Regions from separate parts of the Homo sapiens genome. Here region 1 is linked to region 2. Evidence: chromatin contacts called from ENCODE Hi-C or POLR2A ChIA-PET data. All regions are on one chromosome and are shown on one strand. The core of a region is the stretch at or near the end of the contact, and the rest is flanking DNA. Distances in the headings are between cores, read along the strand shown.

What was found. A loop is a pair of places that touch in the nucleus more often than their neighbours do. ChIA-PET counts read pairs that join two places held with the same protein, here RNA polymerase II (POLR2A). Pooled maps may share reads with other maps.
Region 1: a map of naive thymus-derived CD4-positive, alpha-beta T cell shows a loop between it and region 2 (12-fold over the local background). The contact joins the promoter of CNEP1R1 here to the promoter of DNAJA2 in region 2. A Hi-C loop is called at or near these places in 2 of 168 maps with a recorded cell type or tissue (CD8-positive, alpha-beta T cell and naive thymus-derived CD4-positive, alpha-beta T cell) and 8 of 50 pooled maps. POLR2A ChIA-PET finds 5 or more read pairs at or near these places in 2 of 52 experiments (A549 and T-cell).

Annotation. Positions count from the first base shown.
Region 1 is chr16:50,022,063-50,028,107 of GRCh38, forward strand. CNEP1R1 (CTD nuclear envelope phosphatase 1 regulatory subunit 1) reads left to right here and starts at 3,163. Exons shown (of 6, transcript NM_001281789.2): 1 at 3,163-3,278; 2 at 4,334-4,405. The coding sequence starts at 3,254. RefSeq lists an enhancer at 2,852-3,353 and a silencer at 3,167-3,476.
Region 2 is chr16:46,970,961-46,977,083 of GRCh38, forward strand. DNAJA2 (DnaJ heat shock protein family (Hsp40) member A2) reads right to left here and starts at 2,714. Exons shown (of 9, transcript NM_005880.4): 1 at 2,535-2,714; 2 at 936-995; 3 at 389-612. The coding sequence starts at 2,612. DNAJA2-DT (DNAJA2 divergent transcript) reads left to right here and starts at 2,812. Exons shown (of 2, transcript NR_186372.1): 1 at 2,812-3,165. RefSeq lists silencers at 1,586-1,665, 2,016-2,085, 2,116-2,165, 2,316-2,395, 2,426-2,475 and enhancers at 2,906-2,975, 3,036-3,125.

The sequences.
Region 1 (6,045 bases), core at 1,913-4,412, 3.1 Mb after region 2:
ACTTTCAAACTTTTTTTTAAAGTGGAACTCTCGGGTATATGCTTTGTACTGTGATGAGAACACGGTGAGCATGCACACACATCCACACACAACGGAAACAATAGGCCATGAAACCCCACATCCTTACTTCCAATTAGGTTTCTTTTTAGTTTTTTTTTTTTTTTTTTTTTTTTTTTTAGACAGGGTCTCACTCTGTCACCCAAGCTGAAGTGCAGTGGTGTGATCTCGGCTCATTGCAACCTCTGCCTCCTGGACTCAAATGATTCACCCAGCACAGCCTCCCAAATAGCTGGGACCATAGGCACACACCACCATGCCCAGCTAATTTTTTGTATATTTTGTAGAGAGAGGGTCTCACCGTGTTGCCCAGGCTGGTCTCAAACTCCTGACCTGAAGCAATCCATCCGTCCCAGCCTCCCAAAATGTTGGGATCACAGGCGTGAGCCACAGTGCCTGGCCTTAATTCATTAAAAAAAAAATAGTCATCATGTGCCCCATAAATATATACAGCTACCATGAACCCACAAAAAAATTAAAAATAATAATAATAGTCATGAATCAGTACATAGATTTTACAAACCTCTCTAGATTTTGACCCACGGTTTAAAAAATATCACCTGAAAGGGTTAAGGGTGATAACACATGGAAAGGGTTTGGTCCCAAGGAAGGCTCCCTAAGTGGAAAACTGAAAAGTGCTATAGTAGAGGAACCTTCAAAATGAAGTGGTGGGTGGGGGTGTCAATTAATTCTGCTGACAAATGGGAAGGAGGAAGGTTGAGGATGAATTAAATACACAAAATACCAATAGGGGAAAAACTGCAGTGCTGCTTAGAACCTTCTTAGCCCTCATCTTTGCATGGCTGGATTCTTCTCATCCATCTTTTCATTCTCAGCTCAAATGCCTGTGCCTCATGAAGCCCTCCCAAAGCATGAGATCCTGCTAACCTTCCTTTTTCTCACTGTATCCTATTACTGTTACTCCCTCCATAGAACTGTCAACTAAAGGATCATGAGGTTCATAAATCTGGGGAGGAGAGCTTTATTTCTGCTTGTTTGTTTGTTTGTTTGTTTGTTTGTTTGTTGAGACAGGGTCTTGCTCTGTTGCCCCAGCTGGAGTGCAGTGGTGCAATCATAACTCACTGCAGCGCCGAACTCCTGGGTTCAAGCAATCTTCCTGCCTCAGCCTCCTGAGTATCTGGGACCACAGCCACATGCCACCATGCCCAGCTAATTTTTAAATGTTTTTTGTTTGTTTGTTTGTTTTTTGTAGAGACAGAATCTCACTATGTTGCCCAGGTTGGTCTGGAACTCCTGGACTCAAGTGATCCTCCCACTTCAGCCTCCCAAAGTGTTGGAATTACAGGCATCAGCCACTGTGCCTGGCCTAAAGAGGTTTATTTCTGAAGGGTTGGAGCCTGCAGGCTGGCCATCCTTATAGGCTGGGAAGTATGGTCTCTGGCAGAGACCAAAAGCAGGCACTTTGAAGGAGGAAGGGTGAAGCAGGAATTTATGCCAAATGGGTTGGCCAAGTATACATATTTAACAGGTTATAGGAGAAGCTATTCAGGAAAGAGGGGTGCACACATGCATAATAAACAATCATGCATGTTACATGGGTCACATGTTCACTTTGGGGTAGAGACTTAACATTTAAATGCATTACAGTTAGACCCTTTACGTCAAAAGGCGAAGCAGAGAACATAAAGGCACTCATTGTGCAGCCTCTGTAGACTGGCTAGGGCCAATCTATGGTGGGTGGTCTCTTATCAGGAGAAAGTTACTGAAATCAGTCTCTTGTCTAATGAAAGCAGGAGTTATGGCTTGTGGAACAAAGGGATCAGTTAGTCAGTGACTGGTACTTGGTAAGCTGCAATTGTTTTAATATTGCTTGTTTAGCTGCTAGAGGAAAAAAACGAACATTGTGGCAGTTAGAACATCGTTTATTCTTTAAGTGTCTGGGTCTTGAGTGATTTAACCCTTGCCTGGCAGGGCCTTAGGTCTTGTTTATAAGTTGGTATGTTACTGCCACAAAAAAATCTAGCCCATCAGTCTTAGATTCTTTTTTTTTTCTTTTTCTTTTTTGACAGTCTCACGCTGTCACCCAGGCTGGAGTGCAGTGGCTCACTGCAACCTCCGTCTCCTGGGTTCAAGTGACTCTCGTGCCTCAGCCTCCCAAAGAGCTGGGATTACAGGCATGCACCACCACGTCTGGATAATTTTTTTGTATTTTCAGTAGAAACAGGGTTTTGTCATGTTGCCCAGGCTGGTCTCAACTCCTGACCTCAAGTGATCCACGCGCCTCAGCCTCCCAGAGTGTTGGGATTAACAGGCGTGAGCCACCGCGCCCGGCCAGGATCTCTATTTTAACACAACTATTCTTATTTGAAATCAATTACTTATTTGCATGTTTGTTGCCTGCTGTAGCCCTTCCTCTTTGCGGGCAGGAATCCTGTCTACCTGGCTCACACGCGTATCAATACAGTGTCTAGCATGTTAGGCAATAAAATGATTTTGAATGAAAGAATGCCACCAATAAATGAACAAGAAGGCCTTGTGATCAAATACAAATGTAGTCAATCCCTTACAGATCTCTTCTTAAGTTATAGGTATTTGGGCTTACACTTTGCCTCATTTAGGAATTATGAAAGCTGGGTGATGTGAGAGGAAAGTAACCAAGAGAGAAGTGTTTACTTAAGGGGTTGGTTATCTAGGATACCATAATTAAGGAAACTGGTTATTTAGGGTTCTAGTTAGTTCTGTACAGATTTCATTACTCCTTGAGATCCTTGAGGACAGAACCAGCTCTTTGATTTCTGTATCCCTCGCTAGCGACCAGAATAATGCCTGGAAGGTAGTGGGCGCTCAATCAACATTTGACGAATGAAAGAACCAAGCGGGGAACGGGGGATAAATGAATGAACGAACTGGCTCCGGAGGGCTGCAGTTCCTCCCCGGGGCAGCAGGCGACGCCAGCGTTACGCCCGCCTGGCCGCCGGCAGTTCTTGGTCCCTCCGGCTGACCGTCCAACGCTAGGCGCCGAGGCCGGTGCAAGAGACAGCCAATAGAAAGCTGTCTTAGTTGGAGGTCTAGTAGAGGAATCCAATGAGCGTAGCGGGTCTAGGCAAGGGGCGGTGCGACGGGGAGGGGCAGCGGGGAGCGGTTAGAGGTGGGAGTTGGCGCTGCGGGCCGGGCGGGGGCCGCGGAAGCTGCGATGCGGACAGGGCAGCGGCGGTGACCCGAGCTGCCGCCCGACATGAACTCGCTGGAGCAGGCGGAAGGTAGGGTGGGCCGCCCGGGCCCGTCCCCCGTCTCCCCTCGGAAGCTGGCGGTGCTCCGGAGGAGCCGGCGTCGTGAAGACCCCCGCCCCGGGAGGAGGCCGCAGAGGATGGAGCTAGGGGCCCGGAGCTTGGGGGCGCGTAGGCGGCCGTACCTGGCCAGACGCGGGGGGCGGTGCCTCAGCTCCCTGAGTCCCCACAAACCTAGAGGGTCGACCTCCTCGCCAGCTTCTATTTTTATTTTCTTTTCACTGGCAGACACTTGCACTTCGTGCATTGCAGCCTGCTAATTCATTTCATTTCATTCTCACAGCCCCGCGAGTTGTATCCCTGATTCCTGCGGTGGTTTCCGGTAACTGCCAAGGTTAGGAAGTGCTGCTCGGTGTTTTAAAGTTTAAAGCACACCACTGCGGAAAGGATACCCCACCACTCACTCGGAGCAGCTTAGACGCCCCTGTCTTCTAGAACTAGGCGCTGCCTGGGTGCCACGAAGATCACCTGTACCCCTTCGGAGGGGGCAAGGGGAATGTCTTTCCACACCCACTCGCTATCAGTGTCAAGAAGTCTAGTAAGGCCAGACGGCGTAGCCATTAATTAAATATAAGAGCTGGAAACCGGAGGCGGGTAATTGCAGTCAGGTAGACCTCGAAGACTTTGATGTTAGGCACTACGTGGTTCTAATAGGAAGTTCTTGGTTCCCAGAGAGCTAAAACTCGACCTGATTTTAATTTTATTTGCAACCCTGAAAATGTTCGCTTTTGGCGCTGGCCGAGGCTGCTGCTTATTTCTCCCAATACCATTTATGAAGCTTCTAAAAGTAAATCAGCAAGTTTTCTTATATGAGAAATTGGAATTAAAGAGCCCTAATTTTTTGTCAAGTGCTTAAAAAGCTGTCATAGTAAATGAAATAAACAGTGCAGTGATACATGGAAGTTAGTGTGTAAGACCTGAAGCAGTTAAGAGTATCTCACATGTCGTCTTAATGTTAGGTAAATACTCTGACATTTCGTCAGACGAGTAAGAGTGGCTAATTAGAAAATTGACATCTTTATACCTAGATCTCAAGGCTTTTGAGAGGAGACTTACTGAATATATTCATTGTTTGCAACCTGCTACTGGACGCTGGAGAAGTAAGTTCCTGAATGTTATTTTAAGGGAAAACTAACAATTGATACTTTTATCCTAATATAGGAATGATTTGCTTTTATGTAAAATGTTTGTTTAAATTTATTTAACATTGTAGACAATGCCTTATGAAGAAATTTTTAAGAAAAGGAAATTATAACTGGCCTTCTCAAAAGAACAGTCTATTTCGTGTGGTTGTTTTTGTTTTTCCATTAAAAAACATATTTTTTGGCCAGGCGCCGTAGCTCACGCCTGTAATCCCAGCACTTTAGGAAGCCCAGGCAGGCGGATCACCTAAGGTCAGAAGTTCAAGACTAGCGTGGCCAACACGGTGAAACGCCGTCTCTACTAAAAATACGAAATTAGCCGGTCGTGGTGACGCTGCCTGTGATCCCAGCTACTCAGGAGGCTGAGGTGGGAGAATCGCTTGAACCCGGGAGGCGGGGATTGCAGTGAGCCGAGATTGCGCCATTGCACTCCAGCCTGGGCGACAAGAGTAAAACCCGGTCTCAATAAATAAATAATAAAAATATTTAAATTTTTGAATTATTACAGTTTTGATAAAGACATACCTAATAAAAATTTCAGTAGCCCGTTTAGCAGTTTTATAATTTGCCTACAAACTATTGGAATAAAATTTTAGTAAGAAGAGTCATATTAATAGGGCTCAGTGAGTCACGCATATAATCCCAGCACTTTGGGAGGCCGAGGCTGGAGTATTGCTTGAGCATGGGAGTTTGAGACCAGCCTGGGTAACATGGAGAGACCCCATCGCGGTGGCTCACGTCTGTAATCCCAACACTTTGGTAGGCCGAGGCGGACGGATCACGAGGTCAGGAGAGCGAGACCATCCTGGCTAATACGGTGAAACCCCGTCTCTACTAAAAATAAAAAAATTAGCCGGGCGTGGTGGCGGGCGCCTGTAGTCCCAGCTACTCTGGAGGCTGAGGCAGGAGAATGGAGTGAACCCAGGAGGCAGAGCTTGCAGTGAGCCGAGATTGCACCACTGCACTCCAACCTGGGCGACAGAGCGAGACTCTGTCTCAAAAAAAAAAAAAAAAAAATTTAGCCAGGCATGGTGGCACACCCCGAGGTCCCAGCAACTTGGGAGGATCACTTGAGCCCAGGAGGTCGAGGCTGTAGTGAGCTATGTAGTGAGCTAAGTGAGCTATGTTCACTGCACTCCAGCTTAGGGAACAGAGGGAGACCCTGTGTTTAAAAAAAAAAAAAAGTAAAGTCATGTTATTTAATGTATACTTGGAAAAGTTACAAAATTACCCTTAGTTGATTTTTAACAAAGCATAATTGTGCTGCTTTGAAGTCTGACCTAGAAAATTCACATTATTACTATCTATTCATAAGTATCATGAGTGCTACAAAATATAATTTGAACAGTGCTTACTTGCCCATGGAAATACATAGGAAATGTGGACAAATATATGAGCCATGAGATCATCAAACAAAATGCTTTGTTAATATGTGTTTGGAATAGTTTTTATTTGTTTTTGTTTTGGAAATGGAGTCTAGCTCTGTTGCCCAGGCTGGAGTGCAGTGGCGCCATCTTCGCTCACTGCAACCTCTGCCTCCCGGGTTCAAGTGATTCTCCTGCCTCATCCTCCCTAGTAGCTGAGATTACAGGTGCCCG
Region 2 (6,123 bases), core at 1,464-3,963:
CCAGGAGGCAGAGGTTGCAGTGAGCTGAGATTGTGCCACTGCACTCCATCCTGGACAAGAGCGAAACTCGGTCTCAAAAAAAAAAAAAGAGAGAGAGAGAAAATGATCTTCACAGTTGAAATTTTAAGTCCTATAATAACAAGCAGCCTCAGAACCATATAAAACCACCTTCCTCTCATTAAAAAATATCGACTGTCCTTTTAAGAGCTACAGCGAAATAGAAACATTCAGATAATCAAATTCAATTTAGTCACCAAAAGAAGACAAGGCAAATGGAAGTTTTTCTAATGAAGGACAGAACACTCTATGAGATTTTTCATCTACTGAGTCATTATCCCACTTGACAAAAAGTACTTAATTTTTTAAAACAACAAAACAAGATATTCACTTGAGTGGATGCATCATGTCCTCTCCTCTTCTTCTGCCATTTCGACTTCTACTCTGATTGCCCATGAAGCCGAACAATCCCCCACCAAAAATGTGAGAGAAAATATCATCCATGCCACCACCTCCGCCGCTGCCTTCCCGAAGACCTTGCTCTCCGTATCTGTCATATAACTCACGCTTCTCAGGATTTGATAGTACTTCATATGCAAAACTTATTTCTTTAAACTATAAAGAAAAGGTAAAAATAAAAATAATTGCATTTTCAAGTAGAAGAGTGGGGAGAAGCTACAGGAATCCAGAATCCATTTAATTCTAAAAAAAAAAAAAAAGGGACAAGTTACCTTTGACTTGATTCTGGTTCTATTTACCACCCACCGCTCCTCAGAATGGTAGTACTCTTATTCTAAAACTAAAATACTCTTGACATTATGAAAATGTGGCTGTGTGGGCATAGTTGGATTTTTTTCCTGCAACATTCCTCTTTTTCAAGGAGGGCAATTTAAGTTAAAGCTAAAACCCCCGGAATAAAAAAGGTGCAAATAACTTACTTTGTCTCCTGCATTTGGATTCTTATCAGGATGATATTCCTTGGCTAACTTTCTGTATGCCTTTGAAAATGGATAAAAACAAAAAAGGTTATAACTAAACACCAGTTAAAAGTTTTGTAATAACTTAATATCCACTTTTCTGAGAAGTAATGTTCTAGAGTTATAACCTTTCAAAAATATTTTCTATTCGTAGGGATTCTTCGGCACTTTCTCGCGATACTGTTTACTAATGTAATATAACCAAGTAGACAGCAGCTATACTTGAAAACAGGTTACAGTGACGTGAAAACCAGATAAAACAATGAAGCAATGCCACAGGGAAAAACAAAACGTTCAAACATTATCCATATTTTCCCTATTGTCAAGTGTCTTTGATGGCCAAGTAACCAGACCAAGACGACCCTAATAAATTCGAGATAAATGACTGTTAAGCTTTGCGGACTGCAAAACATTACTATAAATCAAGCTAAAGTCACAATTCCTGCTCCCGATGGCTCACGCCTTCCTTCTAACTGTAACATCATGAAAAAGTAAAGGTGGTCCTAGTTAGCGTCTTTTGGTGTTTTATTTGCACGTGGTGGTTAACTGGGGTCGTGGTGGCAACTTCGGTGGTAGAGAAGTTGCACACACTCTCAACGAGGTGTTTGGGTCCTAAAGCACTTAAATCTTCATTCACGGAGGCTCGTGAATTATATAATACAGACTAGCATTTCCGGTAAGGTAACAGGAAGTCCACTGTACTCTTCTCACTGCCTAAGGAGCATTCTCATTTTTCTCGGCTTACAAATCTGGATGCTCTTAGCCTGGTGAGGATGCTGTGGGGCTTAAATGCCTCGTGTGCTTTGAAATCCTGAGATGAAAGATATCGCAGCATTGCAAATAGCAATAATAAGGCCTTCTATTTATGTTTACTGTACACTCAGGCGTTTGGCTGGGACCACGGCTTATTCCTAAGCAGGTACAGGACATTAGCATTACCTGCCCAAAGAACAATGCATCCAAACACAGACCCAGCTACCTCCGGGTCAATGGGCGAGGGACGCAGAGAGGGAGGAGCTCCCGCAGCCGGCGGCCGCGGAACCCAGGAAACAACCCCATCCGCCCGAGGCGCTCTGTGGGGGCGGCCTCGACCTCCCCGCCGTTCCTCCCCGCGGAGCACCAGACCCGGGGCCGACGGCCGCGGGGCGGACAGCTTCTCTCTCGGGGCCGGGATGCGCTGAGCACCTCGGTCCAACCTGTTTTTCCGGGGTGGTGACCTCGACGCGAAGGACCGGGCGAGCTGCTGCCTCCCGGGGGATACCAGCCCCCGGCGCTCGTTCAAGGAGGGAGGAAGGAAGGGCTCCCATCGTGTTTGCGCAGGAGTGAGTTTTATTTGCTGCATCTGCGGGCGGGCGGGGCCGGCGGCCCCAAGGTCAGCCGAGGCCGGAGTGCGCGGCTCGCGGCGAGGCCGGTCCCGCCGCCGCCGCCGACTCCCAGCCCGGGCCAGTCACGGCCGGCGCCGGCTCGCGGGCAGCCCAGTAGCGCGGCCTGGCTGAAGAAGACATCCCTGGCCGCGCAGGCCCCGCGCCCCTCACACCCGCCCGGCCCGCTCCCAGATACCTTCTTCAGCTCGTTCTCGCTGGCGCCGGGCGGGACGCCCAGGATGTCGTACAGCTTCGTGTCAGCCACGTTAGCCATGGCGGCCGGCCGGGCAGTGCTCGGGGAGAAGGTGGCGAAGCAGACAGAGCGGAGTCGGGCCCACAAGCGGCGTCGGCGGCGGCACAGGCCGAGGGAGACAGCGAGGGGGAAGCGGGGGCGGGGCTGAACTTTGACCCAGCGCACGGTGCGCCGTGACGTCGCTGTGCAGAGCCCGCCCCCGAGCGCCCGAGGCGCGGCCACTGGGGTCGAAGTATTGAAGAGTGGGCCAGGTTCTCTGTTTTCCTCCAGGTCCAGGCGGCTGGGCAGGGCCAACGTAGGAAATGAAGAACTGTGCACGGCGCACCCCAGGAATTCAGCTTCCTCTCAAAAGCCATGGTTGCGAGGTCGCGTGTTTAACCTCGCACTGGCTGCTGAGGGAATTAACAGGCCTGCGCAGCAGCTTCGTTAGCTTCGAAAGAAAATGGGCCCCGGCTCCCGCAGGAGGCCCGCCTGGCGCGCAGATGTCGTTATTAGAATCCGGGACGTCGGTGGACCCTCTGGGTCTGGCTCCCTCGGGGCTTACGATGAAAAAAACTGGGGGGCGCGTGTGTGTGTATGTTGTGTTTTATATTATGAGAATTCTGAAACATTTAGCAGAAGCAGTATATTACTCCCCATAGTGCAGTTAGCTACCTTTTACCTGTTTCATTGGCTCCACCATACATTTCTAGTGTTTTAAGGGAAACCGTTTCATTCATAAATACCCTAAGTGTATATATTTAATATCTAAGAGACAACTTTTAAAGGCATAACGATGTAATCTCATCTAATGAAATTAACAATTCCTTAATCTAATTCCCAGTCCATATTTAGGTTTTTCAGATGATCTCATGTCCTTTTACAATTGGTTTGTGGCATCCGGGTCCAAACCAAGGTCCACATGTTGCATCTGGACCACGTGTTTAAGCCTCTTACTTGATAGCTTTAAAATTAGCTAACACCAGAGGTTTAGATGGTGTAAGGCAAGTCTGGCCACCAGGTGACTTGATTTACATTCGTTTTAGTTTCGCTCAGAAAGTATGCTGTGCATCTACCAAGTGCTATGATGTACAGAGGCCTGGTCCGGGGAGAGGAGTGTTACAAAAGTGCCTGCCTTCAACCCATTTACGGTTTATGGAGACAGAAAAGTAAGGTTTTCTGATCCCTTGGAACCTGAACTGATAGCAAAGACTTCAGCATAAGCATCTCACTCAGGATAATGTTTCTTCCTTGGCGTTCCCTTTGACCTAGTTGTGGAGGGCCTGAATTCCATGACAAGGACTCTGAAATTTAGCTTGAAAACCCTAAGAGTAATCAGTGATAAGTCATTAATAGTCCTTAAACCCTTTTCCTCAAATCCCATCTGAAATCCTGCTCCCTCTGTGAAGTCTTCCTTTACTGGGCACTGGTGAACACTGCTATCTCATTCGAGTTCCCACCACCCTTCGTTTGTACCTTTTGTGGTAGGATCTCGAACTCTTTTGTTTTTTTTTTTTTTTTTTTTTTTTTACTTGAAACAGCGTCTCGTTATGTCGCTCAGGCTGGAGTGCAGTGGCGCCATCTCAGCTCGCTGCAACCTCCACCTCCCGGCTTCAAGTGATTCTCCCACCTCAGCCTCTCGAGTAGCTGGGATTACAGGCGCCCACCACCATGCCCGGCTAATTTTTGTATTTTTAGTAGAGGTGGAGCTTCACCATGTTGACCAGGCTGGTCTCGAACTCCTGATCTCAAATCATCCACCCACCTTGGCCTCCCAAAGTGCTGGGATTGCAGGCCTGAGCCACTGCCTCTGCCAACCGCCATTGCCGTGTAAATGCTGACGTCATCCTCATGCACGGCTGTAAAATCCAATTCTCTACTTTTCACATTTTGAGATGTTCGTAAGAGACGGTGTAAAGTTATGGCGAGGTTAGACTGTGTAGGTTGGTAGTCTGACTCTGCCATTTAGGAACAATGTGACCTTCAGCAAGTTACTTAACTTTTCTGAGGTTTCCTCAGGTGTAAGATGGGGCTTGTTATTTTTTATATCATTGGTTTAAAAGAGTTATACATTTCTATTACTTAGGGCTGGGCGCAGTGGCCTGTAATCCCAGAACTTTGGGAGGCTGAGGCGGGATCACTCCTGCCTCAAGTCCTGATCACTTGAGGTCAGGAGTTCGAGACCAGCCTGGTCAACATGGCAAGACCCCGTCTCTATTAAAAACACAAAAATTAGCTGGGGGTGGTTGCGCACGCCTGTAGTCCCAGCTACTCGGGAGGCTGAGGTGGGAGAATCCCTTGAGCCCAGGAGGTGGGGGTTGCAGTGAGCCAAGATCACACCACTGCACTCCAGCCTGGGTGACAGAGTGAGACCCTGTCTCAAAATAATAATAAATAATTAAAATTTAAAAAATTACTAAGAAGCTAAAAGAAATTAAGTATAAACTATTGTTCTTGGCCCATATGCTTACGTTGTCTTTGCTCATTTAAATTTCTGGCTTTTCTACTGGGATTCCCTGACTTCTTCCATTACCTATGGGGAATGCCCCTCCGTCCCTTTTCATGACCTCATCTTCCCAAATCTCCTTGCTTGTCAGTTATCATTTTCTCTCGTCTCATTTCTCTGTTAGTTCCTGCTCCACGTAAGAATATGAACTGAAAATCTGTCTTTGTTGCAACCTTCATATTAATTTATCTTATTTGTTTCATATTGTTTTATCTTATTTTCCTTCTGCCCATGAACAGTTTAAAAGGGCTGGAGTTTCCTATTTGTTTCAGTTTTACTCAGTTTTTTTTTTTGCAAGAGGAAAAAATTCTCTCTTGATGCCATTTTAGCTTCTGATATTGTAATGAAGAGTAGCTGGGTAAATTCCCTCTTTTGTTCTTGTTATTTTATTTTAGTTTTTTACCTGACTAGACCAGTAACCACAGTAACTATTTTTGAATTTCATTTTCATTTCTTTGCAATATTTTCTCCATTTCTGGGTATTAATTGTAGTCAGCATAATTTGCTAATTTTATAGCTCGAGTTATTTCAGAAGAACTTTGTGTGCTTAAACTGACACAGGGTCTCCTCCCAAGGATCACAGACTGAGATAAACCTGTGTCAGTGTGAGCACTGTAATGTTCCAGCCACTAACTGTTTTGAGGTAGCATATTTATTTTGGCTTCATGTTTAGCCAATGCTGTGAAGGGAAAAGGACCTTTATCTCATTTCATGTCTCAGGCACTGTAAAATGCTGAGTCACAGTACACCTGAGCGCTGCAGTGATCTAAAGTTTGAGGCGGCAGTGATTTCAGATTTCTGCCAGGCTTATATTGGTGTTCAATTCCTTTGCTTTGATTTAGTATGCTTGTGTAACTGTGAAGGGTTGGGATGGAGAGGAGGTGGATATGGACTGGGACGGGGGGTATAGGAACTGTAGTATTTTTGAAGACCATTGATACTGTTCACAAGTAATTGGGAACTGTGTAATCCATTACTTAGACAACTCCAGATATATCATTGAGGCAGTCAGAAAATAGTTTTGCTTTCTGCTTTAACTAGGTTTGA